2 separate regions of the Homo sapiens genome follow, and region 2 is linked to region 1. Evidence: read pairs that join two places in POLR2A ChIA-PET (ENCODE). Cell type or tissue: IMR-90. All regions are shown on one strand. Each heading gives the region's core, and the rest is flanking DNA. Links, peaks and the distances in the headings are about the cores only.

Region 1 (16,245 bases), core at 5,055-13,054:
TCAGCCTCCCGAGTAGCTGAGACTACAAGCGTGCGCCACCATGCCTGGTTACTTTTTGTATTTTTAGTAGAGACAGGGTTTCACCGTATTGGTCAGACTTGTCTTGAACTCATGACCTCTTGATCCACCTGCCTTGGCCTCCCAAGGTGCTGGGATTACAGGCGTGAGCCACTGTGCCCAGCTGATTTATGTTTTTCAAAGATCTCTTCAGCTGCTGTGGACAATGGATTATGAGGGGGTGGTGAGAGTGGAAGCAGCGAGATCAGTTGGGGGCTTTACTGTGGCCCAGATGAGAAATGAGGATAGTCTCCTTTGGTTTAATTTTTTTTTTTTTGAGACGGGATCTCACTCTGTTGCCCAGTCTAGAGTGCAATGGAGCAATCATGGCTCACTGCAGCCTCTACCTTCCAGCCTCAAGGACCCTCCTGCCTCAGCCTCCTGAGGAGGATAGTCTTCTTATTCTGAAATGGTTAGGATGAGCACAGCAGAAAGAAAGGAGGAGTGGGTCCAAACCTCATACCTGTCTCCTTCTGTCTCATCCCATCTGCTGCCAGGATTCCCATGGTGAGGGATTTCCTAGTGGAGTCAGGAGATATAGGTGAATGGGTGGGTGTCAGATTCACTACAGTGGCAGAAAGGAGGAGGAGATGAAGGTACCCAGTACTGTGGCCACCCAAGTCCCCTTTTACACCACCAATCTTCTAACCTTTCCTGAACACGAATGATGAGGATGCAGATTAAAAACAACAAATATGCAAAAAAAAGTTTTATTTTTTTTTGAGATGGAGTCTCGCTCTGTCACCCAGGCTGGAGTGCGATGGCATGATCTCGGCTCACTGCAACCTCTGCCTCCTAGGTTCAAGCGATTCTCCTGCCTCAACCTCCTGAGTAGCTGGGATTACAGGCGCCCGCCACCACACCCGGTTAATTTTTGTATTTTTAGTAGAGATAGGGTTTCACCATGTTGGCCAGGCTGGTCTCGAGCTCCTGACCTCAGGTGATCCGCCCACCTCAGCCTCCCAAAGTGCTGGGATTACAGGTGTGAGCCACCGTGCCTGGCCTAAATACGCAAACAAATCTTAAAAACCTACTTTCTGAGTGTTTACAAAACGCTAAGCACTGTTCTTATGTACATATATTAATTCACTTCATCTCAAAATAACCCTGAAATGTAGATACCATTATCTCATTTTACAGTTGAGGAATCTTTGGCACAGAGAGAGGCAATAACCTGCTTAGTCACGCAGCTAGGGGCAGAGCCAGGATTTGAATGCAGGTAGTTGGCCCTGAGAGTCAGAGCTCTTAACTGCTACACTGAATTGCTTCTGCATGGTAGAAGGTGAGACTTAAAGCCTGTATACTGTGTGTTTATCATTCCTCTGAAAATATAGTTCTTTAGTAAAATAGCAATGTGAGTTACTATTCCCTACAAATGATAAAGGAATGCAAAATTAAAGAACAAGATTTTAAAAAGCACCTGTAGGCCAGCCATGGTGACTCATCCCTATAATCCCAGCACTTTGGGAAGCTAAGGTGGGCAAATCACCTGAGGTCAAGAGTTCGAGATCACCCAGGCCAACATGGTGAAACCCCGTCTCTACTAAAAATACAAAAATTAGCCAGATGTGGTGGCACACACTTGTAATCCCAGCTATGCAGGAGTCTGAGGCACGAGAATCGCTTGAACCCGGGAGGCGGAGGTTGCAGGGAGCTGAGATCGTGCCAGTGTACTCCAGCCTGGGTGACAGAGTGAGACTCTGTCTCAAAAATAAAAAAAATTTAAAAAGTACCTATAGATGTTCTCACAGGTACTTCTCTTTTATCATTTGATCATTATTTTGGTTAATAATTAACACTTATTTGAATGGAAATTGATATAGCCTCAGGCTGAAAACATTCTAAGGGTCTAAGGACTTTGAGCTCGGGCTCTTCTATAGCTACATGTTTGAGGTTTGGTGAGGTTCCTTGTAAAGGTCTTCATTTCTCAGTCTGCCTTTGTGCTGGAGCCACAGAGCCAAAATGTTACTTCGTCTCCTGATCACACCTGGTGATAGGTCCATGGACTGCCCTCACTGCTTCACTGTAGGGTTTCCAGTTAAAATATGGGATGATCAGTTAAATTTGTATTTCAGATAAACAATGAATAATTTTTTAGTATAAGTATATCCCAAATGTTGCATGGGACTTACTTACGCTAAAAAATTATTCATTGTTTATCTAAAATTCAAATTTAACAGAGCATCCTGTATTCCTCTCTCCCCTGCAACTTTGGCAGTCCTGTTCCCTGGCCTTTACAGAGTCTGCAGAAAATATCCTCCTCATCCCTTGTCTCTTGTGGTTGCCAAAAAGAGGCCCAAATAACCCACATGGCTTTTCTTCTCCTCAGTGCAACTGTGTGCCAGGCCAGGCTGCTCTGGCTCTTGCCTGCTGTCTCTCTATTCCCCTTCTAGCCCCTAGGCCTTGCTATGCAAGGAGAGCCCTTTTCCCAGTAAGGCAGCAACACCATTTTTTTTTTTTTTTTTTTTTTTTGAGACAGAATCTCTCTCTGTCGCCCAGGCTGGAGTACAGTGGTGCAATCTTAGCTCACTGCAACCTCTGCCTCCTGGGTTCAAGCGATTCTCATGTCTCAGCCTGCCAGGTAGCTGGGATTACAGGCGTGCGCCACCACGCCCGGCTAATTTTTGTATTTTTAGTAGAGACTGGGTTTCGCCATGTTGGCCAGGCTGGTTGCAAACTCTTGGCCCAGCAACAGCATTTTGAAAGATTTTTGGGAGACTGGGCATGGTGGCTCACGCCTGTAATCCCAGCACTTTGGGAGGCTGAGGCAGATAGATCACCTGAGGTCAGGAGTTCGAGACCAGCTTGGCCAACATAGTGAAACCCCACCTCTACTAAAAATACAAAAATTAGTCGGGCGTGTTGGTGGGTGCCTGTAATCTCAGCTACTTGGGAGGCTGTGGCAGGAGAATTGCTTGAACCCAGGAGGTGGAGGTGGCAGTGAGCCGAGATTGTGCCACTGCACTGCAGCCTGGGCAACAGAGCAAGACTGCATCTCAAAAAAAAAAAAAAAGAAAAGAAAAAAAGAAATATAACGTTAGCTGCAAATTTTTTAAATTTTCAAGTAGCTACATTAAGAAAATTAAAGAAGCAACTGGAATTAATTTTAATGATATCTTTTATTTAACTCAATAGATCCAAAATAATATTTTAACATGTAATCAGTATAAACATTCATCATTCATTACTTTTGTTTTGTATGAAGTCTTTGAAATCCAGTATCTTTTACACTGACAGCACATCGCATTTGGGGTTCATCATATTTCAAGTGCCCAATAGCCACGTGTGGCTGGTGACTACTGTATTTGAGCATTGAAGGTCTAGGTTACCGCAGGAGCTTTGGAATCTGACTAACAAGTCCCTGCCACCCACAAGCTCTTTCCTTTCTGAGTCCCAGTTACTGCCACCTTAAAATGATCATGAAAATAGTATCCATCTCTGTGCCAACAATGATGCCAAGTACTTAACCTGAAGGAGCTCTTTGAGTTCTCATAACATCGTTACTTGTTGATTATTATTAATAACCTCCATTTTACCAAAAACGTCTCTGAGGCTCAGAGAGGCTAAGTAACATTCCCAAGGTCACACAGCTTGACCAGGCAGAGTTAGTATTTGAACCCAGCTCTTCTAGAGCCCTAGGTCTTGACCATGCTGCCTCCCTTTCTCTCCTTTCCAACTAATCCCAGCTAGAGATGAGTATCCCCTTTTATGCTAGGAATAAATTGTTTGCTAATCTGTGACTGGAGAAGGACAAGCAGGGAGGAAACAAGCCTTTCCTTTGGTGTAATTGCCATTCTTGCCTCTTTGGACCACTCTGTTCTGTGGGAGTTCACTTTCCTCCATCCTTTAGTTACTGAAACACCCTTGCCTCTGGCCACACTGGTATGACACAGTTTCCTTGGCATGTCTGTCTCATTTCTGAGGACACACCCATGTTGAGGAGACTGTGGGAACCGGCCTAGGTTTCACGGCCACACCCAAGCTATCTCTTAGCCAGGCCGTCTCTGCAGTTGGCTGATCTCTCTCTCACACAGCTTCTTCCTGGCTGCAGTTTCGGGTGGTCATGTTCTGTCTGGCTCTAGGGGCTTCTCCTGGGAGTTCTTGCTAGGCATCAGCTGAACCAACACCGGGAAAGGGTAGGCCCTGGGACTGCGATCTCCCCATGGGGATCTTTGCTGAGAACTGGACCATGCACCTCTGGCCACCAGCTGATGTGTCCCAACACAGACCTTGTCTGGGTCACAGGTCTAGCCCATGGCTTTGGCAGGCAGTAGGGTCAGCTGGGCTTCCTGTGGTCCCTGGTTCCCCACCTGCCTTCTTGTGGTTAATATATTTTTCTTCACCCTCACCACTTCCTCTCAAGTCCGTCCACCCTCTGTAGGTAACTAATCTCATTAGTTTCTGATTTGAAAGTATGGAACGCTTCGCAAATTTGCATGTCATTTTTGCAGAGGCGCCATGCTAATCTCTATATTGTTCCAACTTTAGCGTATATGATGCTAAAATTGAGCACCAGTGTGATCCTTTTAAGCAGAAATCAGATCATGTCACCGTTGCTCAAAGGCCTCCAGTTGCTTCCTGCAACCATCAGAATAAAACCTGAATCCCTTACTGCACTCCACTTACTTTAAGACCCTACATGATCTGGCTTCTGTTTCCTGCTTATTTCCTCTACTTTATTTTTATTTTTTAATTAATTGATTTTTTGAGACAGTCTTGCTCTGTCGCCCAGGCTGGAGTGCAGTGGTGCAATCTCAGCTCACTGCTACCTCTGCCTCCAGGGTTCAAGCAGTTCTCCTGCCTCAGCCTCCTGAGGCACCTGCCACCACTCCTGGCTAATTTTTGTATTTTTTTAGTAGAGACGGGGTTTCGCTATGTTGGCCAGGCTGGTCTCAAACTCCTGGCCTCAAGTGATCCACCCGCCTTGGCCTCCCAGAATGCTGGGATTTCAGGCATGAGCCATAGCACCCAACCTGTTTTATTTTTTGACACCATCCACCTGGAGATTTATTTCCTCTACTTTATGCCCTTGTTCACCTACTCCAGCCACACTTGCCTTCTTGCTGTTGCCCTTGTGGCCAGCACTGTCCTGCCTCAGGGCCTCTGCAGGTGTCCTTCCCTAATACTTGGTGCTGCTCTTCCCTTGCTTGTTCCCAGGACTAGTTACCTCTGCCTCTCTGGTAGACATTCACATCTTGCGAAAGGCCTTCCCCAAGTACATCCCCCACCATTTTCTAACTCTTTATTTGGCTCCGTTTTAATTCATGGCACTTATCATATGTGTATTGTCTCACGCATCCATGTGAAGAGACCACCAAACAGGATTTGTGTGAGCAACAAGGCTCTTTATTTCACCTGGGTGCAGGCGGGCTGAGTCCGAAAAAGGAGTCAGCAAAGGGTGGTGGGATTATCATTGGTTCTTACAGGTTTTGGGATAGGCGGTGGAGTTAAGAGCAATGTTTTGGGGGCAGGGGGTGGATCTCACAAAGTACATTCTCAACGGTGGGGAGAATTATAAAGAAACTTCTTTTTTTTTTTTTTTTTTTTTTTTTGAGATGGAGTCTTGCTCTGTCACCCAGGCTGGAGTGAGTGCAGTGGCACGATCTCAGCTTACTGCAAGCTCCGCCTCCTGGGTTCACGCCATTCTCCTGCCTCAGCCTCCCGAGTAGCTGGGACTACAGGTGCCCGCCACCATGCCTGGCAAATTTTTTTTGTATTTTTAGTAGAGACGGGATTTCATTGTGTTAGCCAGGATGGTCTCAATCTCCTGATCTTGTGATCCACCCATCTGGGCCTCCCACAGTGCTGGGATTACAGGCATGAGCCACCGGGCCCGGCCTAAAGAAACCTCTTAAGGATGGGGGAGATTATAAAAAACATTGATCAGTTAGGGTGGGGCAGAAACAAATCACAATGGTGGAATGTCATCAGTTAAGCTATTTTCACTTCTGTGGATCTTCAGTTGCTTCAGGCCATCTGGATGTATACGTGCAGGTCACTGGGGATATGATGGCTTAGCTTGTGCTCAGAGGCCTGACATATATAATAAATATATTACATATGTAATATGACATATATAATAAATATATTACATATGTAATATGACATATGAGGATGGCGATTAAAAATAACAAATATGCAAACAAATTTTTTTTTTTTTGAGATGGTGTCTTGCTCTGTTGTGCAGGCTGGAGTGCAGTGGCGCGATCTCAGCTCACTGCAACCTCCGCCTCCCAGGTTCAAGCAATTCTCCTCCCTCAGCCTCCCAAGAGTAGCTGGGACTACAAGGGCACACCATCACACCCGGCTAATTTTTGTATTTTTAGTAAAGGCAGGGTTTTACCATGTTAGCCAGGCTGGTCTGGAACTCCTGACCTCGTGATCCACCCGTCTTGGCCTGCAAAGTGCTGGGATTATAGGCGTGACCCACCACACCCGGCAGTAAGTACTGTTTCTATTTGCATTCCATAGATGAGAAAATAGAGAGCTAGAGGAGTGAAACACTTGCCTCAGGTTACACAACTGGGGAAGGGTTGCTGGAGATCTGTCCCTAGTTCCCTGGAATCCAAGCTCACACTGTAACCAGTTGTGTTATGCTGTAGCATGTCTTTGTAAATTGGGGATTTGTTGTGCTTGCCACACATTTTATCTTTAATTATAAAGATAAAATGAGTGGCCAGGAGTGGTGGCTCACAGCTGTAATCCCAGCACTTTGGGAGGCCGAGGTGGGTGGGTCACCTGAGGTCAGGAATTCAAGACCAGCCTGGCCAACATGGTGAAACCCCATCTCCACTAAACATACAAAAATTAGCCAGGCATGGTAGCATGAGCCTGTAATCCCAGCTACTCAGGAGGCTGAGGCAGAGAATGGCATGAACCTGGGAGGCAGAGGTTGCAGTGAGTAGAGATTGCGCCACCACACTCCAGCCTGGGGGACAAGAGCAAGACTCTATCTCAAAAGAAACAAAAAAACAAAAAAACAAGCTAATGGTTGAGTGTATTTTGTGTACTATAAAGCACTGTCCAAATGTGAGCATTATTAATATTCCTGGTATGACTATAGCTACCATTTAGTAAGTGCTCACAGTTTCCTAGCCTAAGATGTATATCATTCTGTCACTCAATCCTCAGAACAACCTTGTGAAAAGATGAAAAAAACAGAAAGTCAGGAAGATGAGGTCATTTGCCCATGGTGACATGCTGGTAAACCCAGCAATCTCACTGGAGAGCTGGAGGGGTTTACTTACTGCCTCCCTGTTCCAAGCTAGGGGACACACAGACATGCCCTTGACGACCCCTTGTTGCGTCTTCACTCTCAGGTAACATATTTCTGGAATTCCAAGAGGAGTTGGAGCAAGTCTATAAGGTCTACTGTGCCAGCTACGACCAGGCCTTGCTACTGGTGGACACGTACCGGAAGGAGCCGGAGCTGCAGCGGCACATCCAGGGCATCGTTGAGGCGGTGGTGTGAGTAGAACGGCCAGTGAGCACTCGCTCCTACCCCACTGACCCGGTTCAGGAGCAGCTATGGTCTCACCCCTTTTTCATGCCATTCGTGCTGCTTCACGAGTGTTGCTCTGTCAGAGCCTGTGTTAGTCAGGATAGGGCAGGCTGTGCCACAGAGACAAACAGCTCCCACATCTCAGTGGTTTCAAACAACAAAGGTTTATGTCTTCCTTATGCTCCACTGAAGGCTGACTTGGGGTTCTGCTCTTTGTCATCCTCACTTCGGCACCCAAACTCACAGCAGCCACTGTCTGGAATATTGCCAGTAACTGTGGCTTAAGTAAAAAGAGCTCTGGAGAGTCTAATGCTGGCAATTGAATGCTGTGGGCCAGAAATAATATTAATCACTTCTCGTAATTCATTGGCCAGGACTAATCATAGCTTCATTCAACAGCCAGGAGGCAGGGCATGCCATCCTACCACATGTCCAGGGTTGGAGAAGCGGAAACGTTTGGGAACAGTGCTCATGAGAAGCACAGGAAAGGGCAGTGAGATGGTGGGACCCATGTGTTCCCATAGTGATAAGAAGCAGGTGTGTATCACCTGAGGCTCCCTCTCTACCGGTGGCTGAAGTCCTGCCACATGGAAAAGGGAGAGTATCACCAGTCCGTGGTGGACTCATAGCTTAGAATTAGCACCAATGGGTAGAAGCCTCAGGTAGAAAAATGTAGAGAATATGTATTCGAATTTAAATTTTCGAATGGGTAACGTGATTATAAGATTAAAAAACTTTAAAACATCAAAATTTTTACAGTAAAAAATATCTGGCTGGCTGTATTTTTTACAGTAAAAAATATCTACAGTGCTGGGACAACAGGCGTGAGCCACCATGCCAGGCCTAAAGTCTCCTTTTCAAGAACCCGTGTCCTAGCCCCTCTCTGCTCCCAAAAAAACTGTATTCATTTTCCCTTTTTATTCATCCTTCATGGGTCTTACAAACAGGCTTCTGCAAGAGTCACAAAATATATTTCTACAGTTTACAGATATAAAGGGAAGCAAGGTGCCAGAGATGAGATAAAAGGGAGAAGTGGAGGCTGCGCACACTAGAGACAACAGACCCTGTGTAGCGTGCAGCTGCAGGACAGCCTTAGCTAATTGCTGCTATCAAGTGGCTTTTGCTAGATAACAAATCACCCCCAAAATGTAGTGGCTTGAAACAAACATTTATTTAGCTCATACTTCTGCATATTAGCAATTTAGGTGTACTCAGTAAATGTTCTCCTGGAATCATTAGCACCCTCAAATATCTGCAGTCACCTGCAGGTCAGCTTTGCTGATCCTGGCTGGGTTTTTTCATGTATCTGGGACACATGAGCTGCCTCACCTGTGGTCCTATGGTCTCTCCTCTTCCCGCCTGCTAGCTTATTCACATCATGGTCTCATGGTTCTAAGGGCTGTGGGGAGGGCTTGGCATCTAGAGGTCTTAGCTGGGAACTGGCACATTGTCATTCAAATGAAGTCCTAAGGCCAGCCCATACTCAAGGGGTGGGGAAATAAACTGCATTTCTTGGTAGCAGGAGCTTCATAGTGACAAAGGCTTGTAGAGATTGGGGGAGGAATAATAGCAGTGATGTTTTTGCAAACCATCTGCCTCAGCTGCCATGTAGAAATGAGGGTCTGTTGTGGCCAGAGCCTCTGCTTTTTTAAGAGACGCCAGAAACTTAGATGTAACATCTCTCAAGAGTTCAGTGCTGGCATCTAGCTCAGACATTTAATAAACACTGTGTGTGGGAGCCCTAGTTTGCTCAGAGGCTGCTGTTTATTACATCCTCTGCACTTTGGTCTTTCCTAGCCAGGCCAGCTGGGCTTTGCTCATGGGCTCTGTAGCCGAGCTCCATGGTGGTGGATGTGGCTTGGCCCCTGGCCATGAGAGAGCCATCTTATGTCTCAGGATCTAGTTTCCTTATGTGTAAGGTGGGAGGAATAACAGCCCCGCATGGGGCATTGATTCATTGCACACGAGTGACACTCAATGAATCTCACGTATTATAGTTATCTCGGCTAGGCAGGGATTCTATTTTCTCTGAGACCACACTGTAGTTCTCAATTTTATCAGTGCCATGCTCCCTTGTTATAACAAATATTACATACATTTACTATCCTAAGACATATCCTGAAATATATGTATAAATAAATATATCTCTTCTACCTATATATGTAACTGAAAAAAATCAGTATAATGGCTTCACTAAGAAAGGAGAAATAAAAGGAAAATAATTTCCAATAAAATGCTATATAGTTTAGTGTGCATATGCTTGGACACCACTACTAAAAGATATAAGGAAGCCATCAGATGCTTGCAGCTACTTGTAATAAATAAGTTTGGATTTAAAGAAAGAGATATCTGAAGCTGTTCTGTACAAAAAGTACAGAAAAATGAAAGGGCACAGAATGTGTTTACCCTAGAATAGCAACTGACAGTGACAATAAACCTGACTTTCTCTTTTTTTTGAGATGGAGTCTCGCTCTGTCGCCCAGGCTGGAGTGCAGTGGCGCGATCTCGGCCCACTGCAACCTCCGTCTCCCGGGTTCACGCCATTCTCCTGCCTCAGCCTCCCGAGTAGCTGGGACTACAGGCGCCGGCCACCACGCCCGGCTAATTTTTTGTATTTTTAGTAGAGATGGGGTTTCACCGTGTTAGCCAGGATGGTCTCCATCTCCTGACCTCGTGATCCGCCCACCTCGGCCTCCCAGAGTGCTGGGATTACAGGCGTGAGCCATGGCGCCTGGCCTAAACCTGACTTTCTTATTTATGATAAGAGAAAGAAGGAAATAACACCGTTGAAATTGGGATTTATAAAAGATAGTGTCATAGTAATTCCCAGTATTATGATATATGACTGGATAGAGTCCAAGTGTGACAAACATATTTAGGTTCTTAGAAGTGTAACACATTTCGAGGCCTTTGTTCAGTTTCTGAATGTTCAGGGGGACATATGAGACATGGAACAATTCTCTGTAGTTCAGGACTGTCCTTGCAAGACATCCAGTGTACCTGGTCCTGTCCCTGCCCGTTAAATGCCTGCGGCATTACTTTCCAGAGCCTGGCCAATAATAATCACCACGCCAGCCATAACTAGTTCTTTCTCAGTCTGCTATGATAGATGGCACCAGGTTATTAGATTCCTTGGGATTCCAAAATGCACGCTGACCCCACCCTTTATTTGGGTAGGATGTTCATTCTGTCTTTTAAGGCAACTCTTCCCATCTGAGAGCCAAGGGAATAAAAAAACTCACCTTTGCAGTGGGCAGGAAGCTCTGCCCTAGGTAGGACTGTCCTAATGGTAGAGCTGTCAGGGTGGAAAAGGCGGCCTTGCAGAGGTGGGCCCGTCCAGCACAAAGCACTGCAATTCCAGAATGATGGCTGAGGCAGCAGAGTTTGGAGAAGGCAGATAACCTTCTTTGTTTTCCTTTATCAGCTAGGTGTGTTTGTTTTAAATATAAAAGCAACATATGCTTATTGAACAAAAGGAAAGTTCCAATAACACAAGTATATAAAGTAAAAAGTAAAAATCCATTCCACTAGTAATGTTTTCCATCCAAATTTTCTACTGTATATTTATAGATAGAGAGACACATAGATGGACAGACAGATAGATGGTTAGATAGATAGAATTTTTTTTTTTTTTTGAGACGGAGTTTTGCTCTGTCACTCAGGCTGGAGTGCAGTGGTGCAATCTCAGCTCACTGCAACCTCTGCCTCCGGGGTTCAAGCGATTCTCCTTCCTCAGCCTCCCGAGTAGCTGGGACTACAGGAGTGCGCCACCACGCCCGGCTAATTTTTGTATTTTTAGTACAGACAGGGTTTCACCATGTTGGCCAGGATCGTCTTGATTTCTTGACCTCGTGATCTGCCAGTCTTGACCTCCCAAAGTGCTGGGATTACAGGCGTGAGCCACGGCGCCCGTCTGATAGAATTTTTATGAGGCTGCTTCTATACATGCTGTTCTAGAACTTACATTTATGCTTAACCATAGTAATGAATATCTTTTCAGGACAGCATGGATATTGATATTTCTACAGTGTTTTCTTTTTTTTTTTTTTTTTGAGACAAGGTCTCACTCTGTCACCCAGGCTGGAGTACAGTGGTGTAATCTCAGCTCACTGCAGCCTTGACCTCCCAGGCTCAGGGGATCCTCCTACCTCAGCCTCCTGAGTAGTTTGGACTACAGGTGTGTGCCACCACACCTGACTCATTTTTTGTATTTTTGTAGAGACAGGGTTTCTCTATGTTGCCCAGGCTGGTCTCCAACTCCTGGACTCAAGAAATCTGCCCACCTTGGCTTCCCAAAGGGCTAGGATTACAAGCATGAGCCACTGCGCCCAGCACAGTGTTTTTTTTAATGGCTGCAGAGTTTCTTTCCTGGACTGTTCTTAGACTATGGTTTATTGGCCATTCCTCTATTGAAGCATATTTGGGTTGTTTCCAATTATTTACTAACTCAAATAGAGTCACTGAACAACTTGTACCTTTATCTTTGCTCACTTGGGTTTGGATTTTTGTGGGTATATTTCTAGGATGGGATTGATGGAAGAAAGGGTTTGTACCCTTTACAAATTGCCAAACTCCTCTGCCTCTCCAAGATCTTGCCAGTTGATACTCCCACCAAGAGAATGTACAAAGACCTGTTTTTCCACACTCACCCAGCTCTGTGTATCATCTTTCAATTTCTGTTGCCTATCTGAAAAGCTGCATAAAAAAGTATTGTCCAAATTACCTTAGAAAGTCTGTAAATGTGAGCGGATGCCCTCATTCTTTGGTAATTCCTTCATGATTGTAAGGAAAGTACGCGGTCATCTCTTCCAGGACCCCTTGCTCTCTAATTTGTGAGGCGATAGTTGTCCCCAGGAGACACTTGGCTCTTTCCCATGGAAAGGAAGTCCAGAGGATGGAGTCTTGCAAATACCTGGCAGTGGTTTCCACCTCCCCTGCCCACAGTCAGCCAAGCCCCAGGACACCCTTGGTGAGAGCAGATGACCAGCGTAGGCGTCTCCTGATGGGTAATCCTGCCCCCTGCAGCTTCTGAGGGGCTCCCACCTGCTCTGCCTATTCTTAGCTTCATGGCTGATCTTTCCTGGACATTTGGTCTGGAGATTTTCCTAAGGAAGGAGAGCCAGAGGCACGAGTATCATCAGGGAGGGCCCAGAGAAAGTTCCTGAGCAGCATTGGTTGAGTCTTCAAGGAGAAGGCACACTTAGATGGCTGAGATTTGAAACCTTTGTGGCTTTCTCCAATCTGGGCCTAGGGGCTACTGGTCATAATCAAGAAAAGACTGTGGAGCCCCTTCCCGGATGCTATTGACTTGGGGACTCTGGATGAAATTCCAGACATCCTTAAGAAGGAGACTATAACTAGTCATCCATGCATCAGTGGTGTATCTGGAAGGGACCTTGGCACCATTAGTTCCAGAGTTTTTTTTGTTTTCACTTTTTTTAAAAAGATGAGGTCTTGCTTTGTTGCCCAGGCTGGAGTACAGTGGCATGATCATAGCTCAGTGTATCCTCGTACTCCTGGGCTTAAGCAATCCTCCTGCCTTAGCCTCCTGAGTAGCCACCACCATGCCTAGTTAATTTTTTTTTTTTTTTGAAGCAGAGGTCATGCTATGTTGCCCAGGCTGGTCTTGAACTCCTGGCCTCAAGCAATCATTTTTTTTAACTTTTTTTCATAAAAAGTTTCAAAACTATAGAAAAATACTATAATGTGATAGATACATACCCACCACCTAAAATTAACAAGTGTTAACATTTTGCTGTTTGCTTTATCTATTTTTATGCTAATTTGAAGGAAATTATAGATATTATGACTTTTTACCCCTAAATACTTTAAATAAATCTCTAAAAATTAAGTTCCCGTGATTTTAAGAACATTTTTTTTGGTCGGGTGTGGTGGCTCACACCTGTAATTCCAGCACTTTGGGAGGCCGAGGCGGGCAAATCACAAGGTCAAGAGATTGAGACCATCCTGGCCAACATGGTGAAACCCCGTCTCTACTAAAAATAAAAAAAAATCAGCTGGGCGTGGTGGTGTGCACCTGTAATCCCAGCTACTCGGGAGGCTGAGGCAGGAGAACCACTTGAACCTGGGAGGCAGAGGTTGCAGTGAGCCGAGATCGCACCACTGCACTCCAGCCTGGTGACAGAGTGAGACTCTGTCTCAAAAAACAAAACAAAACAAAAAAACACGAACATTTCTTTAAGGCAGCAGACCATTCTATTAAATAAGATATCATGTGGATACACAACACAGAGTTGAGCTGCGCTCGGGACATATCTGAGCAGAGATGTCAAGGATCTAGTTGTATGTGTCAGTCTGGAGCTCTGGAACAGAAGTTGGAAGTGGAGATCTGGGCTTGGGATGTGTTTAAAGCCATAGGACCAAATGAGGTCACTAAGAGAAAGTGGAGAGAGAGGGAGGAGAGGACACCCAGGGCACTCCGGCATTGGAGAGAGGCCAGCAGAGGAGGCTGAGAGAGCTGCTTGCAGAGTATGAGGAGAAGCAGGACAGAGGGTGTCTCTGGAGCCAAAAGAAGAAAGTGTTTCAAGAGCAAGGGTGTAGTCAGTCGTGTCTGCTGTGGAGAGGCCGAGCAAGCTGAGGGCAGAGAGCTTGAACATTGGATTTGGGACAGATGGGAAACCAAGGCCCAGAACCGTCACTGCCTGCCTAACATCTAGAACTCACAAGTTACAGATGAGGAACTGGAGGATCGCAGAGAGGGGGTGACTTGCCTGAGATCACACAGTGAGCTAAATGGTAGAGTGAGGACTACAGCCCAGGCCCCCTGGTCCTCCAGAGGGTGGGATTTACCTGCCTAATACCAGCCTTCTCCCTCAGGCCGCAAGCTGGATCTTCAGGCCTCAGTTTCTTGCTGGTAATTCCTCTGCAGAGGATCACCAGGTACCCACTGCTGCTGCAGAAAATCCTGGAGAACACAGTCCCTGATGCCAGTGCCTATCCTGTCCTTCAGAGGGCTGTCTCTGCCCTCCAGGACGTGAACACCAATATCAATGAGTACAAGATGCGCAAGGAAGTGGGTAAGGACTTGGGCATTTAAGGGGACACATTAGTAGGAATGCTTCCAGTTACAGAAAATTTATCTAAAATCTGCTTCACCAGTAAAGAGAATGTAGTGGCTTATGTAACTATAAATCCAGAGGTAATGCAAGCTTTAGGTAGGGTTCGATCAGGGTGCTGGCTCCAGTTCCCTGTAACTCCCTTGTCTCTGCTCTTTACTCTGTATCAGCTTCATCTTCAGGCTGGCTTGCCTCATAATAGTAAGTTGTGGCTGTTCCAAGACTCACAGCTGCACACCACACTTACCCGGGTAAGGCAGGGTTTTTTCCCCCTTAGCCACAAAAATTAAGTCAAAGTTTCTCTTTGATAGGACCCACCTGGGTCATGTGCTTACCTTGAACTAATCACCAAAGTTAGGGCATCATGAACTGATTGGCTTAGGTCTGGGTTATGTGCCCTTCTTTGAATTAATCACTGTTGCCAGGGGTTTGGAATTATATAAATTGGCTTGTATCAGTCAGCAATCCACCCCTTGAGCTAAAGTGAGATCAATCTCATCCAAACCACATGACTGCCACACTGTGGAGGAGAAATCAATAGTGGGGAGGTAAAGAGCTGTGCATATATCTGGGGAGCCTGCCTCTCAGGTTATTAAAACAGAAAGGTTTGGAAAACGAAACAGTGTCTCAAGTTAAGAGAAACTCAATTACATGACTGAGACAACATAAAAATGGCAATTCAGCTAATGTTTACTAAGGGCTAGCTGTGCCATGCTTTTTCCTTCATTGTCATATTTGGTCTTTGCACTAACCCTCTGAGGTTGGCCCTGTTAGCCCCATTTCACAGTCAGGTAAAATGAGAGCATGCATCACTTGCTTCCTGTCGCAGAACTGGTAAGGGACAGAGCCAGGTTTCAAACTCAGGCCTGGAGTCTTCACCACCATGCTATACTATATTTAGCAGCTTTGGATTTCCTCCCCACCTGCTTCTCCATCCTACGACAGATCAGTAGGAAGCACTGAGTCAGGACCGGGAAGCGTGGCTCCCAGCTGGCCTGGCTCAAAGTGGCTGAGGGACCCCAGGCAAATCTCTCCTCCATGGGTTCTTCTTTAGGAAGTTCATTCAGACCCTCTGTCTTAGGTGACTCTCCCAGCAATCCTGCGAGGTGGCTGGTCCCATTTTACAGATGAGGAAACTGAGGCCCCAAGGAGTGGTGACTTCCCAAAGTCAAGCAGGCAGGAAGCTCTTCAGCCAGGGCTCACACCTCAGACAGAGGACCCTATGCTTTTCCTGTGTGACTCACTAACCTCATGAATGTGACCCTGATGGAGCAGAGGGCCCAAGCAGGTGCCCAGCCGGGCATGTCCGTGACATCCACTTTCCTGAGTTGGCTTGATCACCGTGCTTCCCCTCTTCTCTGTCGTTGCAGCCTCCAAGTACACCAAGGTAGAGCAGCTGACCCTCCGGGAGCGGCTGGCCCGCATCAACACACACACCCTCTCCAAGAAGACCACCCGGCTGAGCCAGCTGCTGAAGCAGGAGGCGGGGCTGATCCCCAGGGTGAGCGTGCGCCTGGGAGGAAGAGTCACATCCAGCCACCCCCAAGGCCAGGCCCTGCACAGTGGGTAGACAGGGGACTTAGGCTCCTTTCAGAACTGAGGCAATGGAGG
Region 2 (16,245 bases), core at 4,869-12,868, 81 kb before region 1:
CTTTTTTTTTTTTTTTTTTTGAGACAGGGTCTCACTGTCACCTAGGCTGAAGTGCAGTGAAGCAACCATAACTCACTGCTGCCTCAACCTTCCAGGCTCCAGTGATCCTCACACTTCACCCTCTGGAGTAGCTGAAACTATAAGGTGCATGCCACTACACCTGGCTAATTTTTTTGTGTCAGCTAATTTTTAATTTTTGGTAGAGACGGGATATCGTTATGTTGCCCAGCTGCTCTTGAACTCCTGGGTTCAGGAGATCCTCCTGCCTCGACCTCCCAATGTGGTAGGATTACAGGTGTGAACCACCATGCCCGGCCTCGATTTAGAAGTAATCCTTCCATGAGGATTTTTTTTTTTTTTTGAGACAGAGTCTCACTCACTCTGCTGCCCAGGCTGGAGTGCAGTGGTGCAATTTTGGCTCACTGCAACCTCTGCCTCCTGGGTTCAAGCGATTCTCTTGCCTCAGCCTCCCGAGTAGTTGGGATTACAGGCACCCGCCACATGCCTGGGTACTTTTTTTTATTTTTAGTAGAGACAGGGTTTCACCATGTTGGTTTCCAGCTCCTGGCCTAAAATGATCCACCTGCCTCGGCCTCCCAAAGAGCTGGGATTACAGGCGTGAGCCACTGCGCCTGGCCCTTCTATGAGGATTTACTCTTCTATGTACTGTCAAGCTCCACTCTTTGCCTATTTTTCTTTCGGCCTATTGTCTTCTTGTTAGCTTTTAGGAGTTCTCGTCATAAAACAAACAATCTTTTATCTGTCATTATGTAAACAAATTTAAATTATTTTTTATTTTGACTGCTTATGGCATTTCTTGTATACAATAGAAGTTCTGTGTTTTTTTGTTTTTTTTGAGACAGAGTCTCACTTTGTCACCCTGGCTGGGGTGCAGTGACGAGATCACGGCTCACAGCAGCTTCAACTTCCGGGGCTCAAGTGATCCTCTCAGCTCAGCCCCCTGAGAAGCTGGAACTACGGACATGCGCGTTACCATGCCCAGCTAATTTTTGTATTTTTTGTGGAAAGGGGGGTATCGTTATGTTGCCCAGGCTGCTCTCGAACTCCTGAGCTCAAGTGATCCTCCTGCTTCTGCCTCCCAAAGTGCTGGGATTGCTGGCATGAGCCATCACACCCAGCCTCTATCTTTTCTATAAGACACTTACTTAGAAGTTGTATTTTTAAATAGATTACATATCCAAAGACTGCCAACATTATCTTTCTGTCCATATGTTCTTGCTCTACCCAGTAGTATCTGTTAGGATTCTATTTTTTATTTGTCCCCATTTTCCCCAGAGCTTTTATTATCATGAATACACAGATTCTAAATTGTACTCTTCTACCTTGACAAATGTCTTCTGAAGCCAAACTAGTAATCTCTGGCTTGAACAACTTACACCTGTTACCTGTCAACCACAGAGCAAGACTTAGGTGTCAACTACCTTAAATGAAAGCTTTCTTGTATCTCCCTTCCTCAGAATTATATTTTTTCACATTTGTTACCCGTGTACCCAACAGAGACTTCTACAACTCTACAACAAGGATGGAACATCTTATTTTTCCATCTTTCTTTATTAGACTCTAAGTTTCTTTCTAGAGGGAAGAGACTAATTCTTATTTTTTTGCCACCCCAACCCCCAGCACTAAGTACAGTGGTAGGCTCTCAATACATGTTCAATGTATGGATGCTTACGTGTTACTGAACAAACAAAAACATAAGCCATAACTCTTTTATTAGGATTCACTCATATATGTTAGTTAAAACATATTAAAGGCTTTTTTTTTTTTTGAGACAGAGTCTCGTTCTATCCCCCAGGCTGGAGTGCAGTGGTGCGATCTCGGCTCACTGCAATCTCCACCTCCTGGGTTCATGTGATTCTCATGCCTCAGCCTCCCGGGTAGCTGGGATTACAGGTGTCAGCCACCACGCCTGGCTAATTTTTGTACTTTTAGTAGAGATGGGTTTCACTATGTTGGCCAGGCTGGTCTCGAACTCCTGACCTCAGGTGATTTACCGGCCTTGGCCTCTCAAAAGTGCTGGGACTGTAGGCATGAGCCACCAAACCCAGCCCACATTAAAGGCTGTTAACATAAAAGAGATGGGGTCTTTGCTCTATTGCTCAGGCTGGAGTGCAGTGGCATTATTATAGCTCACTGTAGCCTGGAACTCCTGGGCTCAAGAGATCCTCGTGTCTTGGTCTCCCAAAGTGCTGGATTACAGGCGTGAGCCAGTGTGCCGCGCCACTTTTAACCTTTTAATGCTTGAGTTTGTTTTGTGCCACAAATATCACAATTTGCTCACATTTGCTTGAGCCACTGAGTACTTTTAAGGTTAAGAAGCTTGGGGAGTATCAGGTGCTGATTACAGAAAATGGGCACTACTTTCTAATCCTTGGAATTATAGACAAAGTTTTTTCATTGATCTATAATAGTTGTATATATTTATGGGGTATGTGTGATATTTTGTTACATGTATACAATGTGTAATTATCAAATCAGGGTAGTTGGGATATCCATTACTTCAAACATTTATATTTTGTGTTAGGAACATTACAATTCTACTCTTCTAGCTATTTTGAAATAAACGATAAGCTATTGTTAACTATAATTTCCCTACTATACTATGTAATACTAGAACTTATTCCTCCTAACTGTATTTTTGTGCCCATTAACCTACTTCTCTTCATCCCTCTGAATTTACAAACTTACTAAAATTCCACCTCAAATACCATGTCTGTTTATCTCATTTTACTTTATGACATTTACTTGAAAGAAGCTCACAGTGATGCTTTGGGTAATACATAAATAATAGTATTAAAAGGTAAGTGATAAAGTAAATAAAGGTAAGTGATAAAACAAATAACCTGTGTTCTCCTTTCCCTTTTCCTCATTTTATTTTCTTCTGTTATTTTCCCTCTTCCTTTTTATGTGATAGGCAAATCTGGACTAGAGAGCTGTCACAAACCCTCCATTATATTTTTAAATGTCATTCTCTTCATAGTATTTTTATAAGCACACTGAGTTTAACTTAAAGCATTTCCAGCATTTTCCTGCCCTTAAAGGTAACAAATACTGATCAAAACAAAAAATTATACATGTCTTGATATTTACCAATCATTACCTTAATGTATTATCTTTTCCCTTAAGGTTTGTTCCTTACTCATCTTTCTCATTTCTTAAGATCGAAATATCCAAACTTTGGCTGTAAAAACCATTTAATCTAACCTACAGCCAATGCATCAATCTAATTCATGACATCACCAAAATTTCCTAGGTCTTAAGTAACACAAATGGTTGAGAATCCATTACTCCAAGCAGCATCTACTTGGTCAAAAAATTCTTCCTTATATTACTTCAGGACCTTTTTATCCTCAAAAATATAGCTTTTCTAAGAGTCCCACACATAATACATAATATTCAATTTTGCTTAATTTAACCAAAATGTCAATAAACATTTATCAACAATTATATGCATACATACACTCTAAACTCTCCAAACAAAATCTTACAATAACCTGCTACATATGACACTAAAACTTCATCTGAAGGAGCAGATTGAAAACTACTAGTCTACAGATGAGTAAGAAACCAAGATAATTCCAGGTTTTGTCTTATTCCCATAGGAAAATATCTACAAGTCACATTATTATTTTTTTTCTGCCTATGCTAAGGTTAAATAGTGATGCACAGGATTTTAATACTCTGATTTATGAATAATGAAATTCCAGTCAACAGTACTAGTCTCAGTTTATATTCTAATCAAAATTTCACATACCTGGTCAGCTAACATAAGTACAGTTTTCATTGTGAACCTTCTTGAACAGAAATTGAAGAGGTCTTCGAGGCTAGGTCCCAGAAGATCCATGACTAGTACATTGTAGTCTTTTTCCTGACCATACCACCTAACGAAACAAAAGGAGAAGAGAGGATATTACAAAAAGCTATTACTTAATATCATCAACCCTAAGAATAATATAGTTTTCTTTCACTGACTAGGTATTATATAAGGCGAATGTTCCCCTACTCAGAAGACAAACCCACTAATTAACTACAAGGCCCAAAGACAAAACAAGGGTAATGAGACTTTTTTTTTTCCCTGTCATGCAACTCCATTCTCCTATATAGATAGGACATGCATAGTAGCCTTAACACTCCTGTTACCAGGGCAGCTGAATTTTATACCCACTGGCCACTGATTCCTATGGCCTTTACCAAATTCCTTAATCTCACCTGAATTTACTTTGTAACTGAAGAAATGAAGATGACTCTATCAGTCATTCCAAAATGTTTCAGAAAGCAAAGATTTCTTTTATCTGAACTTCGATTCCAGTTCCTACCAAATTGCATTTAATCAATAATTACTTGTCCTTATTCAAAAAGGAGTCACATTTTTCCTTGGCTTCAGATCACAGAAAATAACCCATATAACACAAGGTAATGACATTTATTTGCTTTTAACTGGAATCATGTTTTAATTATCCTGGGCTGTATTACTGTATACAATGTGTCCCTAATAAGAAGTATCAACTGCCAATTTCATTTATCCCAAGGACTGAAAATCACTGCAATAAATTATTTCAAATTTTGATGCCTATGATTCTGGTAAGAGTACTTTCCTTAAAATAAGCACTACCACTTTTCTTTCAAACTTTTCTAGATATTAAATTCTGCTAAGAAAATCAGGTGATACTTAAAATTTTGTTTAAAAAGTTATTTTAAAGCTTAAACTGCAGTCATTTCTTTGTTAACTCCAATAAGAACCAATCCCAAAATTTACCATATCTGGAAAGCTTATGTTTTAAAAATATTCAAAAGGGGAGAACAGGCTTTTCTTCCTTTCCCTTCCTTCCTCCTTATTTATCTATTTATTTATTTATTCATTTATTTTTAGACAAGGTCTCGCTCTGTTGCCAGGCTGGGGTGCAGTGGCAAATCACAACTCCTGCAGCCTTTGACCTTCTGGTCTCAAGCAATCCTCCTATTTCAGCTTCCCAAGTAGCTGGGACCACAGGCGTGCCATCATGCCCAGCTAAATTTTAAAAAAGTTTTTGGTAGAGACATGGTCTTTCAAATTTCTTGTAAAGGCAGAGTCTCCCTACGTTGCCCAGGCTAGTCTCTAACTTCTGGACTCAAGCGATCCTCCTGCCTCAGCCTCCCAAAGCACTGGGATTACAAGTTGAACCACTGTACCTCACCAGCTTTTTAAGAAAACTAAAATCTGTGTCAAAATTATAACAAGTATCAGTCAAGTAGGAAACTGTTTAGTGCCATTTCCTGCTTTGCTGATAAATGCCAATGATTCAAGAAAATCAATATTAAAACTAGAGTATGAGGATTTAATCTTTTAAGAATATTTTTCTAGAAAATGCAAAGATAACTATACAGATGTGCTACTCTTGTGGCTCTTCTTTAAGAAAAGAGTCTATTCTAACTAGTGGTCCTGGGCACCCATTAACCCTTGATGGCATCTACCAAAACTGCAGAAATTTCAGGCATAGCACCTGAGAAAGGGGGGGGAGCCTCAAATCAGTCAGCTTTAATTTCAGATCTATTCAGATAGGTCTCATAGTCAGGTATAATAAATATGCTCCCTAGAATCTTATGTTGAGAGTAAGAGATCCTAAGAGGATTATAAGCCAAAAAGTTCAGTTCCTTCCTACGACTTTTGCTTCAGTTGTTCTTGAGAACTACTTCCCAAACCTGACACATGGATAACTGCCAAGCACACAAAATCAAATCCATTTCCACATCCTCTTTGCAGAAAAAGATAACCCAGTAAGGGAAAAGTTCTGCTTAACTTTCTAGAGGTCTTGCCCACTAGGCTAGGAAACAAATGTGTCAACGTGACAGCAAAAGAGCCATTTTTTTTTTTTTGAGACACAGTCTCTTGCTCTGTCCGACAGGCTCGAGTGCAGTGGTGCGATCTTGGCTCACTGCAACCTCTGCCTCCCAGGTTCAAGTGCTTCTCATGCCTCAGCCTCCCAAGTAGCTGGGATTATAGGCGCCTGCCACCACGCCCAGCTAATTTTTGTATTTTTAGTAGTGACGGCGTTTCACAATGTTGGCCAGGCTGGTCTCGAATTCCTGACCTCAGCTGATCCACCTCTTGGCCTCCCAAAGTCCTGGGATTACAGGTTTGAGCCACCACACCCGGCCAGAAGAGCCAGTTTTGTCCTTATTGCTTAAAACAGCATACTAAAGCTGCTGTTATTTTCCCTCTTCCACTCTTTATTCTCCCTATGGGAATTCAACACCTTTCACATTCGCTGAAACATTTACTTGAAAGAAGCTCACAGTGATGCTTTGGGTAATACATAAATAACAGTATTAAAAGGTAAGTGATAAAGCAAATAAGCTGGGTTCTCCTTTCCCTTTTCCTCATTTTATTTTCTTTTGTTATTTTCCCTCTTCCTTTTTATGTGATAGGCAAATCTGGACTAGAGATCTGTCACGAACCTACCATTACAAACGTTCAACACTTGTTTAATATAAATATAATTTACCTAGGCTTTTAAGAAAACGAGAACACCAAATCCAGAAAGAGCTAAGGAAGTAAGAAGGCGCAAAAAGTCAAATAGGCAAAAGGGAAGGCATAAATCAACTCTTATTTATAAGACCAAGTCTCAGCTCTAGACAGGTTTCCACTGATGGCTCAGATGTAAAACTACAAAAAACAAGCAAATGTTATAACCATCCATCTAAGCCCAAACACAAACCTGAAATGTAAAAGGCACAAATTCAGACTTTATATTTTCATGCAATTAACATGATTTCATAAAGAAATCATCTGCAAAGTAAGCCTCTAACAAAATCACCTGCATGTAAGCCTCTAACTCCCTTAATAGTTAGAAACTGGGAAGAATTAGATGAATTGAGAAGCACACTTAAAACACACACACATTATTGGGCATTCTTCATCCTTGCTTAAATTTATGAACACAAGACATATTCACTATTCTCAAAGTCAGGAGGATTAAATACTTCCTTGAAAATAGCTAAAAAAAAATAAGCGTCTCAAAGGCATTTTACCTTGTGGAGCAACCATGCAGTTCTAAAACAGCTAGGACTTTCTTTTCTATGGACTGGTACTATAACTCCTTAAACCTAAGAGACAGGAGTTTACATCTTTCACACTTCCTTTGGTCTCAAGGAATATATAGCTTAATTCTCTAAAGCTAGAACGTCACACCCTCCATCTGTGCTCTTCCATCTGGACTAACTCATTCAGACATTATCACACACAGATTCAGAACCAGAAATGGTCTTCTGCTTATTCCAATCTTACTTATTCTTAGTTTCTACCTTCACCTCCATGCTTCCCACGTCTATTCTGAGAGCTTTTCTCTACCTTCAATCCCAACCTTAAAACCCAGATGCCAAAGAAATCTTCCTAATGTCACCTATCCCACATTGGTCTCCTATTTCCTAGAATTCCCAAAGCCATTAACTATTGCTTGTGTCCACAGTCTTAACCCCTTGACAATACTCATCTACTGTAACTTTGGTGTTTGTCTCTATACCTGGTAGGATAGAGCTTACAGCTTTATTTTTATTTGAATAGCCTTTTCACAGAACCTGAGTCATGAACAAGCACTAACCCGATTCTCTGAGGCCATTTAAGTTTATAGTCTGAAACACCAACACAAAAACCTCACTCATTTACTTTCTAGGCCTTCAAACTAGAAACACAGGTCTTACCTTTAGACATTTTTAAGTACAAGACGTGTTGCTACTAAGTGTACAGTGGTAAAGTGATGTGCATATTGCAGGTACTCAGGTAATTATGAGACTAAAAAAAGTATTCCAGTTGATTTGGACCTTATTCTTCCTAAGTTACGAAACATTAAAAAAAATCAAGTAATTTAATGGGTGAAAGTGAAAATAATAATTTTAAAAAGATAAAATGTTCGGGGATCTCATTTTCCATTTGTTTCAAATCTATACCTTTAGACTTCAGTGTTACCTAAAACTAGGCTGAAGAATGAGTTCATAATTTACACAACCATTATTACTTACTTACAGCATAAAAAAAGTATCTAAGGTCTGAAGATAATGCCAAGAGAAGGCAAGGTCTATCTCTCTGCTCTTATGTCCTTTCCTCTAAACGCATATCCAAATTAAATCCAATTTAAAAATTAAGACATACACAAAAAGCACAAATGTAAGACAATACATGCAAAAGTCAATGAGGCTGACAAAAAATGCTAACATGATTCACACAAAAGATCAATGAGAACTAAATCTGTCTAAAGAGGTATTAGGAAAATAGTCTGCTACCAGTCAGATCCTGAAGGATGAACAGTGTTTTGATAAGTAAGGCAGAAAAGGGCTTACCAGGCAGGGGCAAACCATTTTGGGGCATGGGCTGTCATAAAGGGAAGAGTCAAGGTGGCAGATAGATTGAAGCTGCAGTATAGGTTCTTCAGTGCAAGGCTTATGAGCTTTACATGCTGTAAATAATTGGGTGAACTATTACTACAGTTTGTGGCTGAGACATAATTAAAATCAGTAATTATTAGCCTTGGCATCAGTATACAATATGGAAATGGAGGACCAGGGGAAGGAATGACAATGACATGGTTACCAATTAGGAAGTGTTATACTATAGCCGGAGATTTCAAGCTAGGGGTTTGCTTTTTTCTGAAAAATGTCTTCATGAAAATGGGAGTATTTGAGAAAAAAAATACATATTTTTCATATAAAAATATTTAAGTATTACTATGAGACCCAGAATATTCCAGAATAAATCAGTGTAATTATTGTAATATGCACTTTACCCAAATATATGTTAGTTCCATCACCATGACCAGGACAAAATAACAGTAAAAAAAAAAATTTAATGTAGATCTTCCCCTTCAGACTATTAACTTAATTAGGGGCAATCATTATATTTGTCTTGTTCACAATCTGTATTCCCAGCATACACAAGAGATGCTCAAAACATTTGCTGAGTAAAATAATGAAAACTCATATTAGAAGCTGTAACAGTGTAGGGAGTGCTTGATTTGGCAGATAAGGAAAACAAAACAAGAAATGCAAAAACACTCCCTGCACTCCAAGTGAAGACATCAGGAAGCATCTATTTATCCCTAGTTCAAATAAGCCAAATAATTATAAAAGTTAAAAAGTCGTTTGCCAATCTTTCGGTTATTAATGTCAGAGTCTTCAGTGAACAACTAAAAAGTATCAACACTGAATCAGTGCTATAATATATCCAATTTTAATAGCACCTACAAGATATCCTGAAGATACTGTCTCTCAAACTTAGTCTCTTGCCAGCCCATCATTATCCAACCTTTATGCTCCTTTTTAATGGGAGCAGAAAAGGAATTTGGCCTAGCAAGATCTTGCTGAACCGTAAGAACTAACTCAAATTGTCTCTTTAGGATACTACTGCTAACAGTTCCAGCTACTCAGGCCAGGCGCGGTGGCTCACGCCTGTAATCCCAGCACTCTGGGAAGCCGAGGCGGGCGGATCATGAGGCCAGGAGTTCGAGACCAGTCTGACCAATATGGTGAAACCCCGTCTCTACTAAAAATACAAAAATTAGCTGGGCATGGTGGTGGGCGCCTATAGTCCCACCTACTCAGGAGGCTGAGACAGGAGAATTGCTTGAACCCAGGCAGCAGAGGTTGCCATGAGCTGAGATCTCGCCATTGCACTCCAGCCTGGATGACAAAGCGAGACTCTGTCTCAAAAAAAAAAAAAGAACACATAAACAAAAAAAAAAAGTTTCAGCTACTCTGTTCCCTTTTCTCTAAAATCCTTTCAATTTTCCTATACATTCATATTTGTATATGCCATTCTTAACAGCTATTTGCCATTCATTATACACAGATGTATTCTCAAAACCAGATACCTCTTCTCCCCATACATCTCTTCTCAGAATGTTTTAAATGCATAAAATACAAGGCATTATAAAGAAAATCAATTATAGCGAAATTGAACTAGCATAAAATTACTTCTAAACAATCAATTTTGGGGCCAGGCACAGTGGCTCATGCCTGTAATCCCAGCACTTTGGGAGGCCAAGGAGGGCGGATCACCTGAGGTCGGCAATTCGAGACCAGCCTAACCAACATGGAGAAATCCCATCTCTAATAAAAATACAAAATTAACATGCCTGTAATCCAGCTACTTGGAAGGCTGAGGCAGGAAAATTGCTTGAACCCGGGAGGCCGAGGTTGCAGTGAGCCGAGATCACGCTATTGCACTCCTGCCTGGGCAACAAGAACAAAACTCTGTCTCAAAAAAAAAAGAAAGAAAGAAAAGAAAAAGAAAAAAAATCAATTTTGAGCCAGGTGCAGTGGCTCAAGCCTGTAATCCCAGCACTTTGGGAGGCTGAGGTGGGTGGATCGCTGGAGGTCAGGAGTTCGAGACCAGCCTAGCCAACATGGCAAAACCCTGTCTCTACTAAAAATACAAAAAAAAAAAAAACAAAAAACAAAAAATTAGCCGCACATGGTGGTGGGGACCTGTAATCCCAGCTACTCAGGAGGCAGACGCTGCAGTGGGCCGAGCTTATGCCACTGCACTCAAGCCTGGGTGACAGCAAGACTCCATCTCAAAAAAAAAAAAAAGGAATTTGGGATATAGTAATATACATACTCTCCTTATTATTATTATTTTTTGAGACAGGATCTCACTGTGTCGCCCAGGCTGGAGTGCAATGGTGTGATCTTGGTTCACTACAGTCTCTGCCTCCCAGGTTCAAGAGATTCTCATGCCTCATCCACCTGTTGGGATTACAGGCATATGCGACCACTCCTGGCTGATTTTTGTATTTTTAGTAGAGACAGGGTTTCACCATGTTGGCCAGGCTGATTTTGAACTCCTGGCCTCACGTGATCCGCCTGCCTTGGCCTCCTAAAATGTTGGGATTACTGGTGTGAGCCACAGTGCCCAGCCCTACACTCTGCTTATTAATGCATTAAATATAGGAGCAGGTCTAATAAATGCTATAATTTTGATGTAGTAATGAGTGTAAACTATATTTTAAGATACCTGCAACAATAATGTGATATAAAATACCTGTGATTTCAGCCGGGCGGAGTGGCTCATGCTGAGATCATACTGTTGCACTCCAGCCTGGGCCACAGAGTGAGACTTAGTCTAAAAAAAAAAAAAATCTGCGATTTCTAGCTGGGTGCAGTGGCTCACACCTGCAATTCTAGCACTTTGGGAGGTCGAGGCAGATGGATCACCTGAGGTCAGGAGTTTGAGACCACTCTGGCCAACATGGTGAAACCCCATCTCTACTAAATATGCAAATATCAGCCGGGCGTGGCGTTGGGCGCCTGTAATCCCAGCTACTCAGGAGGCTAAGGAGAATCACTTGAACCTGGGAGGCAGGAGATGCAGTGAGCCAAGATCACGCCATTGCACTCCAGCCTGGCGGTAAGAGCAAAACTCCATCTACCCCCCACAAAAATCAGTGATTTCTATTGGTGACAAAGTCAAAGGTTCTGCTAAAACTCATGAGGTTTCCTACTTACACTTAAAATCAAAAAGAAATACTAGATTTGAGTGAGAAGCTCATGAAAATAAAAATGTAATTTTCCTTACCTGTCTAAATACATAGATCTCATGGGGGGTGGATATGGTTATGAACCAGGTTAAGAGCCCCTGTTCCAAACCAACTTTTGAGATAAATAGCCTGTAGAATAAGATCTAATATTTGAAAATCATGTATGTTTTGCTCAGCAATAACGTAGTCAACTAAGATGATTTGTTTTCCCTCTTCTTGCTGCCTTGTTACTACTAATCCTTTGCTTACAACATTACCCCCAAGATCCTTGAATTACCGTACATTTTCATATTCTCCACCTTTGTTCCTTGCCCTTTGCCTTCAAAGATATGTAGATGTTCCTTAACTCCAAAAATTATAAAAACAAACAAAAAAAACTTTACCACTGTTCATTATCAAAGTTACTATTCATTTATCCATTCAATATTTAGAGTAGCTAACAAGACAAAACAAAATAATTGCTGCTTTCGTGGCTTATAGTGGGGAAGGGTGATAAACACCATGATGAAGGAGAGAAGAGTGCTATTGTGGGGGCACAAATTATGGGGATCTGATCTTTTTTTTTAAGGGAGGCATCAGGGAAAGTTTCTCTGAGGAAGTAAGGTTGATTCTCAAAGGACAGATGGCAGAGACCCAGGTTAAGGGGTGGATTGGCACCAGGCTGAAGTCTGGTGCTCACAAGAAACTAAGTGACAGCATAGGTTGGTATAGTGTGTAAGATCACCTTATTTTCTTCTTCAGGTAATTTTTTGAAAACCTGGTTTATATTTGCATCTTACTCTCATTTTTTCTTGGTTCCCAGTAACATAGTTATTTTCCCCGTAATACCCAAAGTGTTATTTCAAAGATCACAAATAATTGAGCGGGGACGTAGTTGCAAAAAAAAAAAAAATCACAAATGACCTAACTTTTGTCAGCTCTTGTCATCACTGCTCCAACATTGATAGTGGTGGTATTGAGGGACAGCATGTGGAGAACTGGAAGGTCCAGGGAGATACAAATGTTAAAATACACTTTTTCATTGGGAAGTGGAAAATGTACTTATAGTCTTCATAACACAAATTACAAAAGCTTGATCAAATGTTTTCTAATAGGCAAATATATAAAAGCAGATTAGTAGTTGCCTAGGGCTGACGGGAAATGGAGTGACTGACAATGGGTTCAAGATTTATTTTTGGCATGAGGAAAATATTCTAAATTTGAATTATGGTAATGGTTGTACAACTTTGTACATATACTAAGAAACAAACTGTACAGCTTAAATAGGTTAACCTTTATGTGGGTAAATTATATCAATAAAGCTGATGAAGAACTGGTAGATGACAAGTGTAATATAAAGGCAACCATAAATACAAAATACAGGAATAAGCAATTTACTTAGAAGATAAAAAAGAAGGCTTCTGGCCAGGCGCGGTGGCTCACACCTGTAATCCCAGCACCTTGGGAGGCCAAGGCAGGCGAATCACAAGGTCAAGAGAGATCGAGACCATCCTGGCCAACATGGTGAAACCCCGTCTCTACTAAAAACACAAAAATTAGCTGGGCGTGGTGGCGCACGCCTGTAGTCCCAGCTACTCTCGGGAGGCTGAGGCAGAAGAATTGCTTGAACCCGGGAGGCGGGGGTTGCAGTGAGCTGAGATGGCGCCATTGCACTCCAGCCTGGCGACAGAGCGAGACTCTGTCTCAAAAAAAAAAAAAAAAAAAAAAAAAAGAAGGCTTCCTAAAAATGTTAGCACCTGGGCTAAATTTTGAAAGATGCCTGGATTATTGTATTAGCTTCTTAAATATTCTCCTAGTTCCAGTTACCCCTCTATGGTTTTACTGTGTCATTTCTCTGTTATAAAAACTAAAGGAGCCATGCGATAGCTCACACCTGTAATCCCAACACTTTGGGAGGTCAAGATGGGAGGATCACTTGAGCTCAGGTGGTTCGAGATTAGCCTAGGCCAACAAAGACCCCGGTCTCTCTATGAAAAATAAAAAATTAGCCAGGCGTGGTGGCATGCGCCTGTACTCCCCAGGAAGCTGAGGCAGGAGGATCACTTGAGCCTCGGCTGTTGAGGCTAGCCACTGTACTCCATCCTGGGTGACACTGAGACCTTGTCTCCCAAAAAAAAAAAAAAAAAAGCCCCTTACCTACTAAAAAAGCAAGAGTTTCATATATCAAAAAATTCCTAAATATGGCCTCTGCTTATCCTTTCAATTCTATATACTTAACTCCCTCTTCGGATTATCCTCAGACCCAATCATTGAGTCAAGTTACTTTACTGAGCACCTGTTGGGTACTGAGCTCTAACACAGCCAAACCCCAAACGCTTTAAGTCTCATTTCTTTCCTACTTCTTGGATACACATTACCTCTTCCTAAAAACTTACTTTCTTTATTCAACAGCCCATTATCCTGACTCTCCTCCTGCTTTATTAATTCCGAATTTCCACCAAGGGGATGAGTCCTCACCTCTCAATTTACTTTCTCCACTATCACTTACATGCTGATCTTGCTTAGATCTAACCCCAATCCCAGTTCCCTGGCCTAGGCTCAGTTCTGTATTTGCTGCTAACTTTACTACACAAGAGTAAAACACAATATGCCATTCACCTTAATTTCAACATGTCCAAAGCCATTACCACCCACCATACTTGTAAAATACTAAAATTGGGCCCCCTTCCTAACTCCCTAATTCAAACCTCAAATTCTTAAGGCTCAAGTGACTTACCTCCACTCCTTAAAAAGGGATAACATGTACATTAAAAAGTTTCAGAAAGAAAAAAAGAAATCAAACACACTCCTATAAAATATCTCCTAATACACTATTAAGAGACCAAATGGCTTTCTTTTTGTTTGTTTCTTTGTTTTTGTTTTGAAATGGAGTCTCACTGTTGCCCAGACTGGAATGCACTGGCACAATCTCGGCTCACTGCAACCTCTCTGCCTCCCAGATTCAAGCGATTCTCCTGCCTCAGCCTCCTGAGTAGCTGGGATTACAGGCACATGCTGCCACACTCAGCTAATTTTTCTGTGTGTTTTGAGTAGAGACAGGGTTTTGCCATGTTGGGGGGACTGGTCTCAAACTCCTGACCTCAAGTGATCCACCCGCCTCAGCCTCCCAACGTGCTGAGATTACAGGGGTGAGCTACCACACCCAGCCACCAAATGGCTTTCTTTCTTTTTTTGAGACAGAGTTTTGCTCTCGTTGCCCAGGCTGGAATACAATGGCATGATCTCAGCTCACCACAATCTCTGCCTTCTGGGTTCAAGTGATTCTCCTGCCTCAGCCTCCTGAGTAGCTGGTATCACAGGCACGCGCCACCACGCCTGACTAATTTTGTATTTTTAGTAGATATGGGGTTTCTCCATGTTGGTCAGGCTGGTCTGGAACAACCAACCTCAGGTGATTCGCCCACCTCGGCCTCCCAAAGTGCTAGGATTACAGGAGTGAGCCACCGTGCCCAGCCTCAAATGGTTTTCTTTAGGGTAATTTTTGCACTATAAGTTAGCACTTGTATTACAGACAATGTTTCTGTATGAAGATACTAAGAGAACAAATAACTGGATGAAGGGAACACTTCCCCCTACTTTGCATTAATTAATTTGCTTAGAAAATCCTCTTTAAATGGATAGAGCTAAGTATTCTAGATAAGAAACTGTAGACAAAAACGATACAAAAAGGCAAAATTAAATTATCTTCATTAGTGGAGAAAATGAATACAAAAAGAAAACAATGAACATTCCAAAGTTTGATATGTTTGTTTTACGTAGCAAATACAGAAGAAAGGACACAATGCCTGGGCTGCAAACATACAGCAAAGGGGAAAAGGAAAATGGAAGAAGCAACACAAGCTACCAGAAAGGAATGATACAACCTCAAAGAAAGAAAAGATGGCTATTCAAATACATGAATAGCTATCAAGTCTGTGCAACCCTGAATAATACAGCACTAAGTAATATTCATAAAAGTAAGTCCTTCAGTGACCAGACCATTAAAAAGTAGTCCAGTAAATCTGCAGTTAGGTTTAAGAATGGGAAGCTGGCTAAGTTGACAGTATATGTAACATAGTACCAAGAATACTGGACCAGCAGCCAGAAACATAGGTTCTAGTCCTGGCTTGTTATTTTCTTGCTCTGTGACTCTGTGTAAGTGATTTCTGCTCACTGGTCAAAGATTCTTAATATAACCCTATTTATTTATCAAAAGGTGTTGTGGTAATTATGAGAGTTTATGTAAAAGCACTTGATAAATTACAAAGCATTACATAAATAAGGGATTATTATTCTTATTACAAAAAGCAGTCGCCTGGCCAGGTGCAGTGGCTCACACCTGTAATCCCAGTACTTTGGGAGGCTGAGGCAGGTGGATCACTTGAGGTCAGGAGTTTGAGACCAGCCTGGCCAACATGGTGAAACCCCATCTCTACTAAAAATACAAAAATTAGCCGGGTGCAGTAGTGGGCGCCTGTAATCCCAGCTACTCAGGGAGCTGAGGCAGGAGAATCGCTTGAACCCAGGAGGCAGAGGTTGCAGTGAGCCGAGATCGTGCCACTGTACTCCAGCCTGAGCGACAGAGTGAGACTCCATCTCTAGTGAAAAACAAACAAAAAACAGTTGACCAACAATGATAAAATGCCAACAACCAAGACAATACCATTTCCTACAACAGCCATAGCACTCAGCAAAATTCACTAACTACCCTCAACAGCTTGATACAATGGAGTGCCAA

What was found. Peaks named below come from ENCODE experiments on the same cell type or tissue, not always from the same donor. Only the 100,000 strongest peaks of a DNase experiment are listed, where the experiment ranks them.
Region 2: POLR2A ChIA-PET joins it to region 1 with 13 read pairs; 7 of 35 experiments call an interaction of 5 or more read pairs at or near these places.

Annotation. Positions count from the first base shown.
Region 1 is chr5:149,602,172-149,618,416 of GRCh38, forward strand. It overlaps ARHGEF37 (Rho guanine nucleotide exchange factor 37), which reads left to right. Exons shown (of 13, transcript NM_001001669.3): 4 at 7,377-7,524; 5 at 14,396-14,595; 6 at 16,005-16,135. It also overlaps the pseudogene RNU6-588P. Among named protein-coding and RNA genes, the nearest start is that of ARHGEF37, 29 kb to the left of the region's middle. RefSeq lists enhancers at 4,083-4,222, 9,155-9,449, 14,718-14,787, 15,658-15,787, 15,918-16,187 and a silencer at 13,741-13,941. In IMR-90, for the core only: no CTCF peak of the experiment used is centred there; a DNase peak (open chromatin) is centred at 9,390; H3K27ac peaks cover 329 bases.
Region 2 is chr5:149,521,270-149,537,514 of GRCh38, forward strand. It overlaps CSNK1A1 (casein kinase 1 alpha 1), which reads right to left. Exons shown (of 10, transcript NM_001892.6): 3 at 3,776-3,902. Among named protein-coding and RNA genes, the nearest start is that of CSNK1A1, 22 kb to the right of the region's middle. RefSeq lists an enhancer at 2,203-2,372. In IMR-90, for the core only: no CTCF peak of the experiment used is centred there; no DNase peak of the experiment used is centred there.